Regions from separate parts of the Homo sapiens genome. Here region 2 is linked to region 1. A link is a loop called in an ENCODE intact Hi-C map of the cell type or tissue named here. Cell type or tissue: dorsolateral prefrontal cortex. All regions are shown on one strand. Each heading gives the region's core, and the rest is flanking DNA. Links, peaks and the distances in the headings are about the cores only.

What was found. A loop is a pair of places that touch in the nucleus more often than their neighbours do. Peaks named below come from ENCODE experiments on the same cell type or tissue, not always from the same donor. Only the 100,000 strongest peaks of a DNase experiment are listed, where the experiment ranks them.
Region 2: it touches region 1 in a loop (2.6-fold over the local background); 13 of 110 quality-filtered maps call a loop at or near these places.

What each region holds. Positions count from the first base shown.
Region 1 is chr21:42,141,228-42,151,963 of GRCh38, forward strand. UMODL1 (uromodulin like 1) reads left to right here. Exons shown (of 23, transcript NM_001004416.3): 23 at 869-1,769. Among named protein-coding and RNA genes, the nearest start is that of UMODL1-AS1, 38 kb to the left of the region's middle. In dorsolateral prefrontal cortex, for the core only: CTCF peaks have their summits at 4,460 (motif pointing right) and 4,677; a DNase peak (open chromatin) is centred at 4,504; H3K4me3 peaks cover 232 bases; H3K27ac peaks cover 371 bases.
Region 2 is chr21:42,305,483-42,316,218 of GRCh38, forward strand. TFF3 (trefoil factor 3) reads right to left here and starts at 9,927. Exons shown (of 3, transcript NM_003226.4): 1 at 9,811-9,927; 2 at 8,003-8,149; 3 at 6,185-6,787. The coding sequence starts at 9,892. The coding sequence ends at 6,774. RefSeq lists enhancers at 1,175-1,674, 6,598-7,594. In dorsolateral prefrontal cortex, for the core only: CTCF peaks have their summits at 4,365 (motif pointing right) and 4,566; DNase peaks (open chromatin) are centred at 4,349 and 5,176; H3K4me3 peaks cover 724 bases.

The DNA.
Region 1 (10,736 bases), core at 1,046-9,045:
GCTGCCCTTGCTGGGCAACTTCAGAGAAAACACCACCCGCCTGTGGATGTGATTCTGCCCATGTGAGGGGGATGCTTGTGTTAGCTTTGTCTTTCCCGTCTCTCCTGCCAGGACTCCTGGTAACTAACATACGCAGTATTCTGGGGTCTCAGGACCCTTACAGCATAGACAGGGCCAGTGCTAGAGGCCAGTCACCTCCCTAGATAGAGTTACGAGGAAATGTCAGTGCCTTTTACTTAATATTTAAGATGCGAATCCCAGCGATGAGGCCAACACTATCCCGCTAGCTTTCTAAGGAAATCTGGTGTATTGGTGCTGGGTCATGCTGGATGTCCCCTTCCTCGAAATTAAAACATCCGAGGGAAAACTGGCCTCTTGTCTTTCTTTGTTCTCCCGGGGCTCCTGTCTTTCGAAGTGAGAACTGTCTCACCAGTTCTAAAGTTCCTGCAGACATCTGCTCTTTGAAAACCATCAGCCAACCCACCCACCCCCACCAGGTCGACCCTTGGGCAGCCCCACTCAGAGATGTTCCCAGAGTCCTGGTGGGTTCTCCACGGATGGTGCAAAGGTGCAGGGGCCCCAGCTGTGCTCGTCTGGCTCAGGTATCTTCACCAGCCACCCCCACCAGTTGGCGTGTCAGGAGCATCGCTCACCTGAGGGCAGGCACAGCCCCATGGTCCCCGTTCCACTGGGCACTCTGGGAGTGGCTGCCTTTTCATTAGGGGCTTGATCTGTCCCTCTCCAGTAAACATAGACGCCATGTCCTCGGGTTGGTGTTTCCTCCACTACCCCTCCTCCTGGGGTTTTCTGTATTAACTTTACCTTTCCTGCGTGCAAGCTGACCCAGGTGACCTCTTCCTCCACACAGGTCGCCGTGAGTCAAGCTGCCTCCAGAACCTCAGAGCTTCCCTGGTGGGCTCCCCCGGGATCCCCAGTGTCTCTCTGCACCTCCACCCATCCCTCGGTTCTTAACTCTTCAAGCCTTAACGGAGGTCTGCTCTGACGGGTGGGCTCTGCCAGAGCCCGGGTGAGCCCAGAAAGGAAGACAGCAGCCACCGTCTGTCCCGAAGAGGCAGGCCGTCCTGTAGGTCCTAGAGGAGCCACAGCCCAGGGGCAGATGAAGGGGCTGCGGAAGACGGGGGCAGTCCTGGGGGTGCTGCGGCTACACCACCACCCGCGCGGCCCCCGCAGCCTAGACCTCCCAGGCCTGTGACCCTCCACACCAGCCCTCAGAACCCTCCTGGGCTTGCCCTCCCTTGGCGTCCGTCACCCTTTGGCAAATATAGAATATTTCACATTCTCAGAGAGACCCGACCGCGCTCTTGATGCTCTTTCGAAAATAGGTCAGTCTTAGAAATACACTGCTAATGTTATTTTTAGTGGATGTTTATGCTGTTTGACTTTTCTCCTGTGTACCAAGGTATTGCTTTTATTTACACGACAGCGACTCAAAAGGCACTCGATTAATGTGACAACCTTTTCAATAAGCAGAAATAACGTAGGTACACATCACTCTTTACATTTTTCTAAGCATTTTCACAGCCGTTTCTTCATATAATCCGACCACAGTGGGAGGTGTGATTTACCCATTACACAATGAGAAACCAGAGGAGCCGATGAGTTACTTAATTGAGGTCACAGAATGAATTAGCAAGAAAATGGTTCTAAAATCTAAGTATTTTAGTCTAGAATTTTCTCCATTACATCATCCTAAGAGATAATGCTCTGTACTTCATTTGAAATAAACTGGAATTGTATTAGATAGCTCACACCTGAAAGTAGAGTGTTTTTCCTCAGTGAACTTAGAATTATAACATGGCCTTAGTTTTCAACCCATGATACTAATTTTGTTGAATATAATTAATTGTCATTCATACAGAACATTTGGGGAAAGGAGTATTTTGATTTACTGGATATTCTCAGAGTCAGTAAAGAATGACAGTGGGTAATATGTGTGGATCACAGATTCTGATCAAGTAGAATCAATCGCATAAGACACTGAAATGTGGCTGGTTGTGCTGGATGCTCCATTTGGGATGGTCCATCACAGGCTCGCTGAGCATCCAACGAGGGCCGGTGCTGTGTTGGGCACGCTGGGGAGGCCAGAAACGCATCTCTGGTTCTTCCCAAGTCATGTCCCGCTGTTCTGATGTCAGCTGAGGAGCTTTCACTTGCCTTTCTTGGAAGAGCATGACACATATTCAGTAAAACCAGCTGTTGAGCCCCATGACTGTGTGGCTCTTTGGATTTCAGATAAAGTCATTGACATATATTTAAAAACCCTGTCTTTCAAACTTCATCTACAGTTTTCAAGTAATTTTTTTTTTTTTGAGACAAAGTCTCGCTCTTGTTGTCCAGGCGGGAGTGCAATGGCGTGACCTCGGCTCACTGCAACCTCCACCTCCCGTGTTCAAGCAATTCTCCTGCCTCAGCCTCCTGAGCAGTTGGGATTACAGGCTCCTGCCAACACGCCTGGCTAATTTTTGTATTTTTAGTAGAGATGGGGTTTCACCATGTTGGCCAGGCTGGTCTCGAACTTCTGACCTCAGGTGATTCACCTGCCTCAGCCTCTCAAAGTGCTGGGATTACAGGCATGAGCCGCTGCGCCTGGCCTCATGTAATCTTAATACATGTGCCACGTCTGTTCATTTGTGTTTTCTGTAATAATGAAAACTTGGTTTCCTGTCATCCTACCTCCCCCATCCAAGTCTATTCTTCGACAAACACTTCCTGAGCACTCACAGTGCTCCAGGCCCTGAGCTTAGCGCTCTGGGCGAAGTGATGAGAGGGACAGACCAAGCCCTGCCCTCACAGAGCACACGGTCTTGTGGGGGAGGGAGACGCTGAAGTCAGATGATGACAGCCATGGTAAGTACTGAGAGTGATGATTGCATGTGTGCTGTGAGATGCCCCTGACCTGGTCCCTTCATCCACCCATCTAACCATCTAACCATCTACCCATCCATTCACCCACCGACCCAACCACCCATTTGTCCACCTGTTCACACATCCGCTCGTCTGTCCATCCATCCACCCACCCACCCATCCACCCATTCACCCATCCATCTGTCTGTTCATCCATCCAACCATCCATTCATCTATTCAACCATCCATCCATTCATCCACTCAACCATTTATCGATCCATTCATCCAACCACTCACCCATGCATTCACCCACTCATCCACCCCTCCATCCATCCATCCACCTCCATCCACCCATCCACCCAACCATCTGACTGACCATCCACTCAACCATCCATCCATCCATCCATCCATCCACCCACCCATCCATCCACCCATCCATCCATCCATCCATCCATCCAACCAAGGAATGTGTATTGAGTCCCAGTTTATATACTGACATGAGGAAGACAAGAAAAATGAGGCAGAGTTTTTGCCCTCAAGTATTCACAATCCATCTGAAGAAAAACCCCTGTGGATACTATAATACGTGCAGTAAATACAGGGAGGCCTCTGGTGGAAGGAAGAGAGAGAAACAGAAAAATGCACGTCTATGCATATGGACTTGTGCACCTGTTCCCATTACTTCATTGGAAGGGCTTTGGGATGCTGCTGTGTCATGACTGCTGTTTAAGAATATTATCAGCATGCATATTGCTTGCAGCTTAAACCCTCCGATCCTAGACTGTTTCCACTGGCATGGCTTAAGGGATTAAATCCAAAGTGTATGGAAACAGAAGGAGGAAGGGAGGGCCCCTGGGTGACCCTTGGATGTCTGTAGAAGTTGTTCACTGCTCTCCAGTGCAGATGTCACCCCAGGGTTGTGCAGTGCACAACCTGTAAGGCCAGACTTCAGGGCCTTGGAGACTTCCCAGAAGATCTCTTAACAGACTGAGTGGGCAACTCAAATCCTCCTGTCTGTGGAAGCGGGGAAACTGACATAGACATATTCTATACAAGCCTCATTATAAGCCCTCCACAAATGATTGTTCTCACTGCGCAGTTGAGGAAATGGAGACAGCAACTTTTCTGAAGCCAAACAGCTGGCCAGTGAAGGAACTGCAATTCAAACCAAGCTCATTGGGTGTAAAGTTCATGCCACCCTCTGCTTTCTGTGGGGGATGGGAAGGAGGGTCTTTGCAGGCTTTAGAACTCAGAGTACCTCTGAGATGTGGGAAGAGGGCTTAGGGGTTCCCCAAGGCCAGTGGGCCTTGGGCTCCTGGGGTTCTGGGTCCCTGGAGGTTCTCATGTTCAGACACTATTGGGATCTCAATCTTCCTGGCCCAGGATCCCAAGCTGTGAATCACTGGAAAGTGGAAGATCTGATGGAGGTGGAGGGTCTGATGGAAGAGAATCTGATGGAGGAGGGTCTGATGGAGGTGAAGGCTCTGATGGAGGAGGGTCTGATGGCGGGGGAGGGTCTGATGGAACTGGAGAATTACTGGGGCTTTCCATGGGCCCTCTGGCCCAGGTTGCATCTCTCCATGCTGGCCACTAGATGGCGACATTAGCTGGAGTCCACGCTGGAAACCGAATGTCCCCTGAGTTTCCGCAGCAACCACATCCCTGGGTTCTCTTGTTTGTTCTCTTTCACTGGATTTGAGCCTCTTGCGTGTCTGAAATTGTTCTGCAGACCTGCAGGCTCCGGGGCACATGTGTGCAAAGGTGGTGCCCTGGAGGCCCTGTAAATAGCTCAGAAAGTGAGGCTGGTCTTCTTCAGAGACTGAGTGATTGCGAAGTGCAGGACAAATGAGTCTATGTGGGGGCCACAGCACGGATGTCCACCCTCCCATCTGGATTTCCCAAGAATGGGAGACATCTTTTCCCTCCCTTCCCGTTTCTGGGAGGACAGGGGCAGATGGACAGGCGAGTAAGACAGGTGGCAGGGAGCCAGCAGCCCTAGGAGCTGGTGCTGGGGAGGCCCAGGTGAGATCCCTGTGGCTCAGAAGAGGACCTCTGCATGTGGAAGGGACGCCCGCAATGCCCAGTGACACCTCTCTCTATTGTGGAGGGTGACGGAGTCTGCTGAGGTAGCCACATAAGCACCTAAACCAGAAGTGAGTATCTAAAACGGCCTTGCATGCCATAAGTCATCAGATAAGAGGGGCTGGACAGGGGCTCCCCAAGCCTGTCCTCAGCTGTGACCAGGTGGCTAGCAACCCTCTTTAGTTTGAGCACCTGCTTTGTCCCAGAGAGGGAGTATTAAATGTCCGCTGTTCACCCCCCACGCCCCATCTCTGTCCCTCCTGGGGAGGAAGGCTGTGGTGGGAGTCAACCCTCGCATCCCATCTCTGTCCCTCTTGGGGAGGAGGGCTGTGGTGGGAGTCAACCCTCGCATCCCATCTCTGTCCCTCTTGGGGAGGAGGGCTGTGGTGGGAGTCACCCCCCGCACTGTGTCTCTGTCCCTCCTGGGGAGGAGGGCTGAGGTTGGAGTCACCCCCTGCACCCTGTGTCTGTCCCTCCTGGGGAGGAGGGCTGCAGTGGGAGTCAATCCCCGCACCCCGTCTCTGTCCCTCCTGGGGAGGAGGGCTGTGGTGGGAGTCACCCCCCGCACCCTGTCTCTGTCCCTCCTGGGGAGGAGGGGTGCAGTGGGAGTCAATCCCCGCATCCCGTCTCTGTCCCTCCTGGGGAGGAGGGGTGCAGTGGGAGTCCCAAGATGCAGGCTCCTCCCAGTTCTCTGCTCACCTGTGCTGAGGCTCTGCGATCTGTGGAATGGGGCCGTGTTGCAGGCTCTTGTAAGGATCAGTGTTGCCCACCGAGGGCCCAGCACACAGGCTCCTAAGGTGACGAAGCACACATCCTGCTGCCAAAGTCACAGCAGCAGCGGCGCCCTCAGACGGGCCCGTGGGCCTCCTCCGCACAGTGTCGGGTGCTGAGTGCCTCTTGTGGGCTCTGGGCTTCGCGTCCAGCACTGCCAAAGTTGCCCAGGTTTCACGGGAAGCTCGCGGCAGGCCGGGCCCAGCAGCCTTCCGGGAGAAGGACACTACGCATCTGCGGCCCTGCATGCCCCCAGGAGCCCATGGGCTCCAGCACGGGGGTGGGCAAGGGGCGAGAGTCTGGCCCCTCATCTCCTGGCAGATTTCAAAGTGTGGTCAGAAACATAGCTGGACTGGGCAACTGGCTGAAGTGGAAGTCATCATTCAGCTAATGAGGCTTGATCTTTTCTCCATCCCCTGCTACTGCTGGTGTCTGTGCTGGCCTGGAGCTCACCCCACCTCACCCGGGCAGAGCAAAGGCCCTTGGCTGGCAGATGCTGGAGGGTCTGTAAACTTGCTGGTGAATGCCCGGCTGTGGACACACAGCAGATGCCTGTCAAGGGAGAAGGAGCCAAGGAGAGCCCTGGGGATTCCCAAGAGCTTTAGGGTGTAGGGAAAATCGCCCAGGCAGGCTGATTCTGCGAGGCTTGTCCCTATAGCAGGAGATGGCCTGTGCGAAGTGGGACTCCTGGGAAGGAGCGATGAGGACTAGAGGGAAGGGGCAGCATGACTCCACAGGCTCTCACAAGGGACACAGCATGGACATGCTTCTGCCTGGATGCCCCTCTGAGTCGACAGAGATCCATGTGCCCTGGCATCAAGGTCAGGCAGGGGAGACGTGCAGGGAGTGGAGTGGACACCAGAGGGGCAAGCACCACGGTGTGGACACCGAGGGGAGCCATGGGTCCTGGGGGTGGCCTGGGACTGGACTGTTGAGTCTTGGGTGGGCAGAAATCGTTCCCCTCATCAAGGACTGTAGATCCTCACTTGCGACACCCAGGACACCAAAGCGCTTCTGTTACTGGATAAAAGGTCTTGACTGTGTGTCATCCAGGCTCTTTGTGTTGAACAAAAAATTGAACAGAATGCATAAACAAAGCAAAAAAGAAGGAAGCGACGAAAGACAAAGCAACAAAATAACAGTAAATAAAGTGCAGGTATATTGAAGCTAAAGTACACTTCACAGAGTGGGAGCAGGCTTGAGCAGGTGGCTCAAGAGCCCCCATTACAATGCTCTTTAGGGTTTTTATAAAGCTCAAATAATCTGGTGACACCCCTAGGCACCCTTTAGAAGCCTCCAATTAGTCAGACCCTATGAAGGATTGGCCTGTGACCAATCAGAAGCTGAAGTGGAAACTTCTGTCTTGTTATCGCTGGAGTGAGGATGTGGCCCGTGTGCTGCCTAATCTTGCCTAGAACTGGCTGCACCTGCTGTTCTTTTGCTTATCCCTTAACCCTTGGTCACCCTAATCCCTATTCTCCTGTCTCAGTTCTGATGGAAAGAAAGTGACAGATGACCTGGAGGTTCCTAACCCAGGGAATAGCTAGAGTTCGCATCCCACAAACTAGTGTTAGACTGTGGGAGGCTAAGGGTATGGGCTTTGCGGTTGTGAGAGTTTGGAGGTTGAATCTCAGCCCTCCTATGTGGGGCATGTCACCCAATCTCTCTGAGCCCCTGTTTCCTCATATTTACCCCACCTGTGAATTGAAGCTGTTGCTAGCATTGGTTAGGGAACTTTGGGCAACAAGCAATGGAAATGTCAACTCCAACAGTCTTTAAGGATAAAGTCAATTTATGACCCCTTGCAAGTGAGAAGTCCAGGCCAGGGTGGAGCTCAGGTGTGGCTTGCTCCTGCAGCTCTCAATGGCCCAGATTTTGTCTGCCTTTTGCTCTGCGTTCCATGGTATTAGTTTAACCCAAAGCTCCCTCTTAGCTCCCAAATGGCTGCGAGCAGTAATCAGGACTAATTGCTCATTTGTGCATGTCCAGCTGAAGACAGAACAGGTCTTCCCCCAACTACGGATTAAAAGGCTGGGTTAGGCGGGGCGCGGTGGCTCACGCCTATAATCCCAGCACTTTGGGAGGCTGAGGCGGGCGGATCACGAGGTCAGGAGTTCCAGACCAGTCTGGCCAATTGGTGAAACCCCATCTCTACTAATGATACAAAAATTAGCTGGGCGTGGTGGCACGTGCGTATAATCCCAGCTACTCTGGAGGCTGAGGCAGGAGAATCGCTTGAACCTGGGAGGCGGAGGTTGCAGTGAGCCGAGGTCATGCCATTGCACTCCAGCCTGGGCCACAGAGTGAGACGAGACTCGTCTCAAAATAAATAAGTAAATAAATAAATAAATAAATAAATAAATAAATAAATAAAATTAAAAAAGGTTAGCATTATCTCTTGATTGAAATGTCCTACGTGATTCCCCGACTCCGAGCCTGTCGCTCTGGCCAGGAGGATGTTGGGTGCTCCTGATAGGCTGAGGCCTGGGCTATTTGCAGTGTCAAAGGGAAAGGCCTCATGCTGTTGGTTCATTAGTGAGAAGCCACAGGAAGGTGACATGCCAGGGAAAGAGACTAGGCTCTGTGTTTTGGGTTCACAGCATGCAAGCATGCACCCAAACATGGAGGAGGGGACTTGAGTGTCTTTTGAATGGGTCTACACTGATATTTGCTTCTCTGACCTCCGAAGGCTCCATCTCCTAGGACGTTTTCCGGGAGCCAGGGAAAGCAGGATAGCAGAGCCTGGTCACGTAGTGCTTTGAGAATGCGCTGGGTGGGCGAGCGGTGCCTTCTTATTGGGTTGTTCTTGTGAGGAGCATTCTGATTCCTACTTAGAAGCCCTGAATGAAGGTGGGAGCCCCTGACGATGGCAGAGGCAGGTATGTCTAGGGTCTGGGGGCACCTGGTGTCATCTACTTGAGTCCTCTTTGAACTCTGCATTTGGCAGCTGAGCGATACCGAGGAAGTCACTTCCCCTCAGCGTCAAGCACCTGTGCTCATCCTCAAAGGGGTCAATGACGCTTAGGTCACACTCTCCAGGGCCCAGAGCTGCTGAGCTGCACACATGTACGTTTCTCCATGAGACCATCTTGGGGGACAAGTGCTGGCACCCCCACATGGTAGGACAAAGACAGAGGCCTTGAGACATTAGTAACCTGCCTCAGATCACACAGCTGGGGCCAGACCAGAGCCCAGGCTGCCCGCGGTCATGTCCTAGGCACCATTTCTCATAGGCATCGTTGAGTGGGAGTCTGGGCTAAACAAGACCACACTGGTTTTGATGACGGCATTTTCTGCCCCTGTACCGCATGGTAGGCCAGGGCCTCCCTCCCACCTGGCTACGCTGCGCCTCCACCTTCACTCTCAGTCTCTGTAAAGACATGTTTTGAGTGCTTGGGGCAGTCGCTGAGAATATTAAAGACATAATACAGGGGCGTGCACGATGTGGGGCCTTGGTACAGGTTGGTACAGGTTGGATCCATGCCTGCCCTGGCTCTGGGACCCTCCTCCCCAGGATAGAGCCAGGACAGGTGGGGAGGGGGTCACTACCTGGCATGATCCGCCAGGAGCTGGGGCAGAGGGACGGAGCCTGCCTGGCAACAGCCATGATCCACCAGGGGCTGGGCAGAGGGATGGAGCCTGCCTGGCAACAGTTCCAGGGGGGGTCCTTACTGGGACTTCCCCTTCCCAGGACCGCCAGTCCCCCAAACACAGCGGGAGCCCTGGTCAGGGAGGCTGGTAACCTAGGGGGAAGCCAGCGCTGGAGCTCTGGCTGAGGATGGAGCAGGCACTCTCTGTTCAACCCTCCAGGAAGCCAGCATCACCAGGTGGCTGGGGTGGCTTCTGGCCTCCACTGTCTGCACGCTGTACCCTGGAGCTGCCTTGGGAAGGTTTCGGCTCCTGCAGCTCCCCCACGCCAATGCAGACATTGGCCTCATTCAGAGCAGGTCCGCTCTTCCCCAGGGGCAGGCCCCTCTCATGCGGCCCGCTTTCACTTTATCGGAGTCACAATGATCTGACCTCCTCCTATTGATCACGCACAGCATTTCCTGGGACTGAGTTTAATTTCTAATATCTGCCCCATCAGGCCCCTCCTGGGCAATCCTCTTCCTTCCTGGAAGGTACATTAAACTCTGAGGTTTCACAAGGGCTGGCTGCATCCCTGTGCAGGCAGACAGGACCCCACACACCCAGGCGAGCCCTCCTTGGCGGCCTGTTCATCTGCAGGGATTCTTCCGGTTCCCCCTCTGGACAGCCCCACGGCCCAGATGCCTTGGCTTCCCAGCCACAGATCCCTCATTGACCTCCCCTCCTTGCTGGGGAGAGGCAGGCGCTGGGTCATCCATGGGGCATGAAAGTGACAGCTACACCCTCCAAGCCCGCTGGGTCCCTCTGCCGGGTGCCTCCCATACCTGCCCCTCTGCAGTTGAGCAGGTGAGATCTGCTGGGGGAGGAGGTGGCCCCAGGATCCCTGTCGCCGTCCCGGCCTCCCCGCTGCCCTGCACTGGCTCCTGGGCTTCTCCTTGGCCCTCAGTTCCACGGCTTCCTGGCTCCAGCCTCCTGCCTGGGGCTACCCAGGGCCGTCAGGGGCTTAGTTGTTCCAGGAGGCTGTTGTACACAGAAAACACCTTCATGGCTGCTTGAACATTTAATATATAATTTATTGAGGTTAATTTAAAAAAACAATTAGTTTTCCTTAAGTAAACTCAATTCATGAATCTTATTTATTTGTTTTATATTCATCTGGGAGCTTTTGGCAATCTCTTTCAGAGGGACTTTTGATTAATGTTTGACCAACTCAGTTGAAAAAAACCCTCATGAACAGTCAATTCTGTTAATTAAATTCCCTCAGACATTTACACTGAACTTAGAAATTTATTTGATTTTCTTTTTAAGACACTTCAGCTGCCTGACCCAAGTACTTCAGAGGACTCTGAGAAAACCACTGACACCTTTGTAAACAGGCAGCTCCCAGAGTCCAGGAAACATTCCAATTCTACTTATATATCTAGTTTGTT
Region 2 (10,736 bases), core at 984-8,983, 160 kb after region 1:
TTCAAGAGATTCTTCTGCCTCAGCTGCCTGAGTAGCTGGGACTACAGGCGCGTGCCACCATTCTCAGCTAACTTTTGTATTTTTAGTAGAGACAGGGTTTCATTATATTGGCCAGGCTGGTCTCGAACTCCTGACCTCTTGATCCGCCCACCTCAGCCTCTCAAAGTGCAGGGATTACAGGCGTGAGCCACCGCGCCCAATAGCAATTTGATGACCCATCCCCTCCACTGCTGGGAAAAGGCTGGGCACCGCCCACACTCCATGCAGCTCTCTTTCCCTGGCTCGGAATCGCTGCAGGCGCCACAGACCAGACGCGCACTGTTCCCCACTCCTGCTTATCGGCCGCGCGGCATCCCCTTGTCGCAGCACTCCAGCATCCATGCAGCCGCGCGGCACCCCGTCTTCGGAGCACTCCAGAATCCATGCAGAGCGCAGCACCCCACATCCAGAGCGCTCCAGAATCCATGAAGCACGCGGCACCCCCTCGTCAGAGTGCTCCAGAATCCATGAAGTGCGCAGCACCCCTTAATCGGAGCGCTCTAGAACCCGTGCAGCGAGCAGCACCCCACACCCGGAGCGCTCCAGAATCCATGAAGCCAGCAGCACCCCACACCCGGAGTGCTCCAGAATCCACGCAGCACGTGGCATCTCCTCGTCATAGCGTTCTAGAATCCATGCAGCGAGCAGTACCCCACACCGGGAGCGCTCCAGAATCCACGCAGCGTCTGGCACATCTTTATCAGAGCGCTCCAGAGTCCATGCAGCCACAGTCCTCCAACGGACCCTGAGATTGTTTCTGCAAAAGGCCATGCCTTCATAAATCTGAAAATTTGGAAAACATCCTTCTACTTATATCCTTACAACCCACCATTCAAGCTGTAGAAGCCTTTCTGGAACCCCAAGCAGAAGGATATCCAAAATGTAAAAACGGTGGGGCCTGCAATCCCACGGAGCACCCCCCACTCTCACGGTGCCCAGGTCGTCCCACTCAGCACGGACATTCTGCCTCCAGCCCTGGGGCCTCCAGGTTATACCCAAAAGAGGTGACTCTTGGGGACGTAAGGTGCGTGGGGTGCCATGAACCCTCCCAAGGCTGCAGCCTCTTGGGCAAGGAGTCCACAGTGCTGTTGCCAGCCAAATTGGCTGCACCCCTGCACGAGGGGGCTGATCTTCCCCACACCACCACTGTGGCTGGCATCGCAGTAGGTACCACTTGTTAACAACCTCGTTCTACAGAGAGATGGTGAAGCCAGACGCAGGTAAACCTGTGGCAGGGCACTCTTCCTGAAGAACCAACAGATCCCCTCAGGCCCGCCCCGCTGTTTTATTTCCCTTCTCTGCCCTTTCCCCGGTGCAAGCAGCTGTTGGTCTGTGCTTCCTGCTGCTCTGCTCTGCAGATACTAACGAAGCCACAACCAGGGGGCCGGGTGGTCACAGCAGGGACCACAGCTGGGCAACCTATAATCTCTGTGACGCTGGGAGCTCTGGGACCTCATTTTTCCTAATGTCCCCATCTGTAAATAGCCAGGTTGCCATGTTGAGAGCAGGTGTCAGAGGGAAATGGGATCTCGCCACACTGCAGGACTGAGACAATTCCTCTGGTTGGTGAGGGCTGGGCCTAGGATGGGAGGCTCAGAGCAGTGAATGAATGGATGTGGTGTTGGATGCTTCCTCCAGGAGGCCTGCCCGCCTGCCCCTGTGGAGGACAGAGGCCAGGGAGACAGGTCAGTGGGATGGGGGAGCAGAGGGAGTCGGTTGCACCCCACAAAACCCAAGAGGGAAAGGCTGCAGTGTTCAGGCCAACAGGGACAAAGACAGCTGCACAGCGAGAAGCAGCAAATGATTCCTGTGCCTGAGTGTGGTCTTGGAATGGCAGAGAGAACCCTTGAGCCTGGGAGCCACCTGGAAGGGAACAAGGCCGTCTGGCAGCCACCTGGCAGGACCCATGGCATTGAAGATCAGATGTGCCAGCCACACCTTGGTGCTCGGTATGCCCTTGGAAATAAACTCTCAGTTCTCAGGGCAAAAAGGCTTTGTCTAAATGGGCAAATCAACAGAGGTATCAGCACATGTACAGATGTGTGCTTAATGAAGATATTATTCCCATGCCATAGAATTCACTTTTTTAAAGTGTTCGTCTCAGGGGGTTTTAGTATTGTTTTAGTAAAGTGTACGATTTGGTGGTTTTTAGTATCTAATATTGCACAGAATTGTGCAGCCAGTATCATATGCCACTCCAGAACATTTCCATCACCCCAAAAGGAAACCCCTTCCCCATGAACAGCCACTCCCCATCCCTCCCCCTACCCAGCAACCACTGAAACACTGTCTGTCTCTGTGGGTTTCCCTATTCTGCACATTTCATATAAATGGAATCACACAACACATGGCTTTTTGTGATCGGCTTCTTTCACTTAGCATAAAACACACTTCAGTTTTGAAAACAAAATAAAACCTAAGGAAGAAAGGGAGCATGAACTCTAAATGCAGTAGAAAACTATGGCCGACCAAGGGGATGCGGCTCTGACCTCACAGGGGAATGAGCTTTCTCAGCCTGCACCTTGCTTCTGCAGCTGTCGGCAACCCTCTGATACAGCCATTATAATTGTCCCATTTTGCTGATAGGAACTTTGAAGCCCCAGGGCTCTCTAACTCTTTCCAATACATGACAGTGCCTCTCGAGCCCCCAAGAAGGAGGACTGAGGGGAGAATTTCCAGCCTCCACAGCTGTGTCACAGCCCAGGGCCCTGCAGGGCCTCAGAGCAAAAACCTAGTGAGCAGGGAGGCTTCTTGGCCACTGGAGATGCACCTACCACTCAGCTGTCCCTCAGAGACGACCTGCTGCAGGGACCCAGGTCACCGACAGCCCCGCATCCAGCATGACATCCACGCCAGGCCCACTTCCCTGAGGCTGCTCCCAACCAGGGCATTCCCACCAGACACAGGGTCCCTCGAGGGGCACTCTGCTTTGGGGACTCCCCATCAGCCTGCGGGAGGCTCTTCCTCCCCAGTCCTTCCCCCACTCATTTCGGAGGCAAGAACTCCCCAGTACGTCTGCTACTTATGGAAGCCCACATGGGTGTCTCAGCTTGAAGCCAAAATTCTCGCCATTGGAAATTATGAATCCTTGGAATACAGTGATGAATACAAGTGAATATCCAATGTATTATGGAACAATGTAGAGCTTTCTAGCAGACTCCAGAGGAACTGTGGAAAATGAGAAGTGCCACAGCCGCACCCTTCACCACCAACTCAAGAGGAGGGGGAAGGCATGGGCATGGCACGGAAAACCATCATGGGGTGTAACGGCTGCAGCGTGGGGAGAAGCCTAGCGTTTCTCTCCCCTTTCCAACAGCAGCACACGCCAGCAGCGAGGGAGCCCAGCCATGTTCTGGCTTCTTCTGGCAATCAAAGTGTTCATTCTGGAAGGCTCTGGAAACACGGACCATTTCCAAGTTAGTGATGAAGGTATTTGACATAAAAATGGTTCCTGGGTCCTATGGGTCACAATTCATTATTTGAATTCGCCGTGAGCCGCTGATGGATGTCGGTTTCAGATGTGCCCAGACCAGGAGGTGGGAAGGCCCAGCAGGTGGCGTTGAGGCCACCTGGGCTCTGGACAGCTGTTGTCAACTGATGCCCAGTGCTGGAAATTAAATATGCACGAGGCCTTATGAAAATATAAGAAATAAAAGGAGAGTAATGTTCAGTACATTCCTATTCAGTGCACCATGCTCCCCATGTCCACACCAGAGGACGGGATGAAGGAGTCCGGGGCTTGAATCCCCCTGGATGGGCCACCCGAGGAACACAGGCAGCCCTGGCACTGACATGCTTGAAATGAACGACTCAGCTAACGCTGCAAACCAAACAAATGCAGTGTCTTCTTGATTTACATGACATACCCTCCTGGAGAATTCAGGTATGTTCAAGCCATTTGAAACAACAAACAACAACCAAAACAACTGTGTTAAAATGTAACACAGAAGTAGTCTCTGGGTTTCGATCGCCGTGAATAGGTTTGCAGCCACCATGTGTGTCCAACAGGACGCCAGGACGTCTATCGGGTGGAGGCAGTGGTCTGTTCAGGACACCTGGGGACACCACAGGGTCCTGCCATGTCTGGCCTGTGTCCACTCAATGCCCCCTTTCATACGATTCATAAACGTGCCCACAGATTCCCGAACATCCCCGTGGCAGCAGCCTCCACTGGGAACCCTCGGCTTAGATCATGTGTCCTGGGTCCCAGATCCTCCTCACCAACAGGAAGCCCAGGGTCATTCTGGGGCTGCGTATCTTAATTTGTATCTAGAAGGGGCAGGGCACAGCTGTGATTGGTGGCGAGCCGCAGTGACTCCAGCAGTCAGTAGAGGGCGCTGTTCGGTCGCTTTGTGGTTTGGACCAGGTTTCCGTTCTGCCGTCGGGCTGGGGGGTGGGTGGGCTGCTTTTGGGTCCTGCTCCCCCATTGGTGTCTGTGATCTCTTATGAGAATGTCACAGCCCCCAGGTGGGTGCTGTCAGGGGCGTTGCGCTCTTTCTCATAGCATAAACCCTACCCGGGGTTCTGAGAGCCCCCCGACCATGCCTGGGGCTCGCGAGGAAGGCAGGGAGCTTCCAAGGTCCCCATAGCAACCGAAGTCGAAGCGAGGGAGAGGCAGAGACGGTCGGAGGCAGGACACGGGAGACAGAGAAAGACGGGGGTCCAGTCCAGCTCATTCCAGGACCCCAGCCCTCCTCAGCCCCTTTCCTTTCCTCACTGGGGTCTGCCCTGCACAGCTGGATTATGGGGAGTCTCTGTCCTGCCGGTTGTTGCCAGCAGATCTCTCCATCTGATGCTATTTCATTTGATGGAAGCAACCTCGATCCAGCCCACACGGGCAGCAGGAGTCAATGGTGAAGCTTCTAGAATGTGCACGAAGCATTGTCCTGTCTGAGGAAGGCACAGGCTCAGGCTGGAGACAGGGAGCAGCTCTGTGGTGGGTGAAGGAGGAGTCCCACCTGGCTCAAGTTCTGGGGGAGCCCTCCCTCTCAGGGCACAGTGGGAAGTCTGGGCCGGGGGGACCACAGTGCAGGAGGTGTCTGCAGTGACTGCAGAAGGCAATGCCAGGAACGGCGGGGTGGGGCAAGTCAAGAAATTCTTTGGAAATGTAGGTGGGCGGTGCCCATGAATGAGGCAAGGAGGCAGCAGAGCCCTGTCCCGGGGTACAGGGCACCAGGTGGGGTAGGAGGAAAACGGAGCTGGTCATCCAGCTGGTGGCAGGGTGGCCTGAGGCTGAGGCCAGGGCCTGGGGCCAACCTTTCCATCCCTCCAGCCCTCAAAGGCTGGGCATGGTCTGTGAGGGAGAGGGATGCAGAGCCCCGCCTCGGAGGATGTCCCGGCCAGAGCAGCTCTCAGTAGCAGAGCTCCAGAGCAGGGAGGCCACACTTGGCGTGTGCTCTGAGGCCCGGGATAGCCCTGGAAGTTTCCCTCCCAGGGCTGGCAGCTGATGCTTCGGGGCATTGGATGGGACACCCAGGGCTTGAGATTTAGAGACCAGGACATCCTGACAGTGTCCCCTCTCAGTAGGGGCTTTTGGACAAGCTACTTCAAGAAAGTCTCTTTCCATATCTGTAAGACAAGGGCAATACTACCTCCCTTCTAGGGATGTTATGAGCTCTAGGGACCAGGCCCCGAGTGCAAGCTCAAAAACAAAAGCTGCTATTTTAAAGGAGCAGTTGTCTCTTTTCAAAAGGGAACAGATAGCTCAGAGCAAGAACCCCACCGCTGTGACCGCACTGCAGTGGAATTGTGGATCCGGCCCTAAGAGAGCCCCGGCAGTGGGAGCAGCACAGGAGGCCCAGGCAGGCAGCGCTCACAGGAGGCCCAAGCAGGCAGCGCTCACAGGAGGCCCAGGCAGGCAGCGCTCACAGGAGGCCCAGCCAGGCAGCGCTCACTGGCCTTCGTACATCTAAAACCGTCTTGGTGGGAGCGGAGAGCTGCCGTGTCCCAAGACAGTGCGATGGGGAGAGAACCACACTCAGGTCCAGAAGTGGATAAGGCTTCATGAGGACGTGAGATGGAATCCCCACTGCCACCAGCTCATTCATTTCCTATAGCTGCATCCATTTTTTTAAAAAAAGAGAAAAGAAGGCCACCCAATGTGTCACAGATGTTTAAACTTAATTAGCAAACAAATACAAAAAAGTGCCTGTTTGTTCATAATGTTTACTGTACAAAGAAACAAAACCCAGGAATAGTACAAGTATTGAACAGTAGCGAGAGTGGTTGTGAAATAAAGGACCACTTTGGAAGACAGTTTTATTGGCTTGCTGTCTTCACCAAGAAAGACTTGTGATTTTTGAAAACTTCTACCTGAAATGTATTTTTTCTGCTTTCCCGAGGAAGCGGCACTTACAGTGTTCCTAGGCTTTCCTGTGACGTGGGTGCCAGTCTGGATTCAAAATATCCTTGCATGCACTGCAGCTCCTTAGGGAGTCTTTTCCTGCCCTTGAGGCCTGGGCAGACTCTCCCCTGACACCCTCCCGCCCTCTCCCACGACGCAGCAGAAATAAAGCACAACCTCAGAAAGTCTCAGGCACGAAGAACTGTCCTCGGGTGGAGCATGGGACCTTTATTCGTTAAGACATCAGGCTCCAGATATGAACTTTCAGCAGAAGCGCTTGCCGGGAGCAAAGGGACAGAAAAGCTGAGATGAACAGTGCCTGGCAGCAATCACAGCCGGGCAAGGGTGCTCCGAGCCTCGCATCCCCCGGCCGGGGGCAGCTGGAGGTGCCTCAGAAGGTGCATTCTGCAAACAGAGCAAAGGCTTGTGTGAGCAGTCTCTCTCCACCCACGCTGCCCAGCTTCCCAAGGTCAGGGCAGGCTCCAAGGCCAGCACCTAGTGCTGCCTCCTCCCCAGAGTCACCGGGGAGTGTTGAGTCCCCACCACATGGGGGAATAGCCAAGATTCCCACCTCGGGTTGCTAAGCAAGATAGTGGGACCCAGGGATCAGGCAGATAACAAGCGAGATGGGCCTTGGCAGGGCCATGGCTGGCACTCAGAGGAGAGTGTAGTTCCAGTGGAGCTGAAGGAACAGGACCGGCAGTGGACAGTAGCCAGACCCCTCTCTCTCCTGGCCTTCTCTGGACCCCCACCCCCACCCCTACCCTGGACTTGCTGGGGAGGGTGAAGGGAGGCCCTGGGCAGGGGCCCATCATTGATCAGGGAGCCGGGGCCAGCAGGACTCAGCCTCCCGCATTTCACCCTAGGACAAAGGGCAAGAGAGGCCCCTCTGGATGCTGGTTCCAGGAAGGTACCTCACGCAGGTGCGGCCTTCGTGGGGGCTGAGCTGGCACTTGGACATGGCAGATGGCTTATAGCCAATCGCCCCACCCACGATGTGGGGCAGCTAAGCCTGGTGGAGCCAGGGTGGCAAACCCGTGTGCAGGGCCATCTGTTACCCGCACAGCACGCAGGCTCTCCGCCCCTGGGGAGGGAACCCCCAGGGTGGTTGCCCTGCACCTGCCCTCCACCACGGCAGAGAGAGGGAGAGGAGATGACCCTTGTGGGGGGCAGAGTGGGGGAGGTGGGGTGTGGCACCGAGGCCTGACGTCTAGGGCTGGGACCGCCTGCCGTCTGTGTAGGGGATGCCACAAATGACAAGACTCTGGGGGGCCGATTTGCAAAAACAGCCCAAAAGTCGGCCCGGCTTTCCACACCTATGCGTTTCCACTTCTCTCAAGAATAGTTACTAAATCAGTTCCCTCTATGCGATGCCATCATTTTGAACACCTTTTTGAAACAATTGCTTTTATGTTTTACATAAAGGGGACAGAAGAGGACAGCCCCTGGCCATGGCTGCCCTAAGTGTGAAGCCTCTGCTCTGAGGCCTTGGAACAGGTGTGTGTGTGTGGCTTCCTGGGGTCCTTGTGCCTCCATCTCCAGCCCAGAAAGGACAGGGAGGCCCTGAGACCCCCTGCCTTATGGGGCTGGGCCCAGACCACGATGCCACTGGGGCCTTACCTGCTTCCTGCAGGGGCTTGAAACACCAAGGCACTCCAGGGATCCTGGAGTCAAAGCAGCAGCCCCGGTTGTTGCACTCCTTGGGGGTGACATGGGGGTAGCCGCAGTCCACCCTGTCCTTGGCTGGCACGGCACACTGGTTTGCAGCTGTCCCAGACAAAGCCCTGTCAGCTGCCAGAGCCCTTGCTGGGCTGCGGTGAGTGTGTTTGCTTCACTTTGCAAGTTTGCATCCTCCCGCTCCGCCCCACCCCGCCGAGTTCAACCACTGCTGAAACCCTCGCCCTTAGGAAGATGCACTTTCCCTGTGAATATTTAAAGAGAGGCAGTCTGTTAAATGCTCAGCTCGGGGACTCTGGCCATTTGCCTAAGTGTCTTTCTCCTTGGCACGCTCTTATCACCTTCTCGGGAAGTCACATACGGACCTGGGTACCTTCCAGCTGGCAGGAACCCCTGGGGAATCTGGGGTCCCTTGAACCCAGAAACAAAGTTACCCTTCATTGTTTGACCAACAAAACCTTGCCCCTTTGTTTTAAATGAAAACCGTGACAGGAGAGGCACACGCCATAGAGATCATTGCAACGCATGCTGCCTGCTTTTCACTTTTTTCTGCATCTCCCCTTCCTGAATTGTTGAGCATGTCCCACCCTCCCGGGACATCCTTCAGTCCCCAATATTTTCATGTTTCAGGCAAGCCTCTATGTCTGTATGTGCAGCAGAAGTTCACTGCGTTTCATTAACGAACTGAGTATTTCCTTAGGAAAATGGCAATCACGTGCAGTGTCTTACATTCCCTTCTCTTGCTCCCAGTCCGTAATTGCTTATCCTCCTGGCATCCAAACTTCGCTCACACTGGAATCAGCTGCAGAGCTTTAAAAATGACTGACGTTGGCTGGGCATGGTGGCTTACACCTGTAATTCCAGCACTTTGGGAGGCCAAGGCAGGAGGATCACTTGAGGCCAGGAGTTTGAGACCAGCTTGGCCAACATAGCGAAACTCCATCTCTACTAAAAATCCAAAAAATTAGCTGGGCATGGTGGTGCATGCCTGTAATCCCAGCTACTTGAAGCCGAGGCACAAGAATTGCTTGAACCCAGGAGGCGGAGGTTGCAGTGAGCTGAGATTGTGCCACTGCACTCCAGCAGTGAGTGACAAAGCAAGGCTATCTCAAAACAAAACAGCTGAGGCCTGGATCTTGCCTGGAGATGCCCTGATGTAACTGGTGTGCCCCAAGCATTAGGATTTTTAAAGCTCTCCAGGTGATTCTAATGGGCTGCAAGTTCGGGAACCACTGCCTTTGACCCTGCTCAGAAGACACCCAGATAAAAGCCATGCCCTCATTCCTTCAAACTTGGGTTAATGGAGCAGCCACACCCCATGGCAGGGTTGCTATGCAATGGCTAAATGAACCTTGTGCCTGCCGGTATTGACAGTGTTCTGAAGTCAGGGTTTTTCTCCTGCATCTTTCCTTTTTCTTTGTAAATGTGGAACAATGCATAAAGACCTATATTGTAATTTAGAAATCTCCAGCAAAGATGGCTATGGGGTCATAGGGGATGGGCTCAGGCTCAAACCCTGATTTCAACACAGACTGGGCAGGGCTGCCTTGGATAAGTTGTTAACTTTCTCTGAGCCTCGGTTTCCTTGTCTGTGAAATGGGGACAATAAAGACCCACTTCAAAGGGCTAGCGCAGGAAAAAGTGTATATGTGACAGGTGGCCATTATTAAATGAATGCAGAATCCCCCCTTATCCTGGATCCCTTCCCTTCACGCCCACCCTGCCACCGGGGCAGTCAGGGCAGTACTCACACAGGCCCACGTACTCCTCAGCAGAGCTGGAGGACAGCAAGGCCAGGACCAGCCCCAGCATGCAGAGCGCTCTGGCAGCCATGACCACCGTGGGCTCCGGGACGCAGCTCAGGACTCGCTTCATGGTCCAGGAGGCCTCATTTATGCACCGTTGTTTGCACAGCTGCTCTGGATTGTTTGCTTGGGGAAGGCTCTCCCTCCTGGCTGTGGCTGCTCCTGTTCTCTCCTGCATGCCTTTGTCAAGCTCCCAGACAGTTTTTCTCTCCCAAAGGGGAGAGGTCAGTTCAGCCCCCACTGTTTTGGCAGCAAGCGGTAAGGGCGGATTCCAGTTCTGGTTCCGGGTCCTCTACTGGGGAGCGGATGTGTGTCAATTGCCCTCCTAGCCTGGCCTGGTGTAGTGTGCAGGAGCCATGTGGGGTGGCAGGACCAGGGTGTGGTGTCCGTTCCATCTCAGCCTCCCAGCCAGAAGCCCTCAGAACACCCCTGGTCCCATGACAAGAGAGCCCCAGGCTGCTTCATCCCAGATCGGCCTCGGAGACAGGCAGCTCTGAGTGAGTCAGGACCCTGCGGCTCTCTCACAACTCCTGAAACACAGAGATTCCTTGTCTTTCCTTTTTGCTTTCTCCCCTAAAAATTAGTAACTACATTTTAATAAGTGGATGAAATGAATTGATTGAAAATATGTTAGTAAAAACATGGTACACATAATTGATTTTTAAAATCAAATAATACAAAAGAGCCTTTCCTATCCAGAGGCATCTATTGATCTATTGTGAACACTTTTTTAGGTATCCTTTCAGAATTTTTCTCTCTGGATCTAAGCACGTTTTTTTGGTTTGTTTTTGTTTGTTTGTTTGTTTTGTTTTTTTTTTGTTTTTTTTTTGTTTTTTTTTTTTGGAGACAGGGTCTTGCTCTGTTACCCAGGC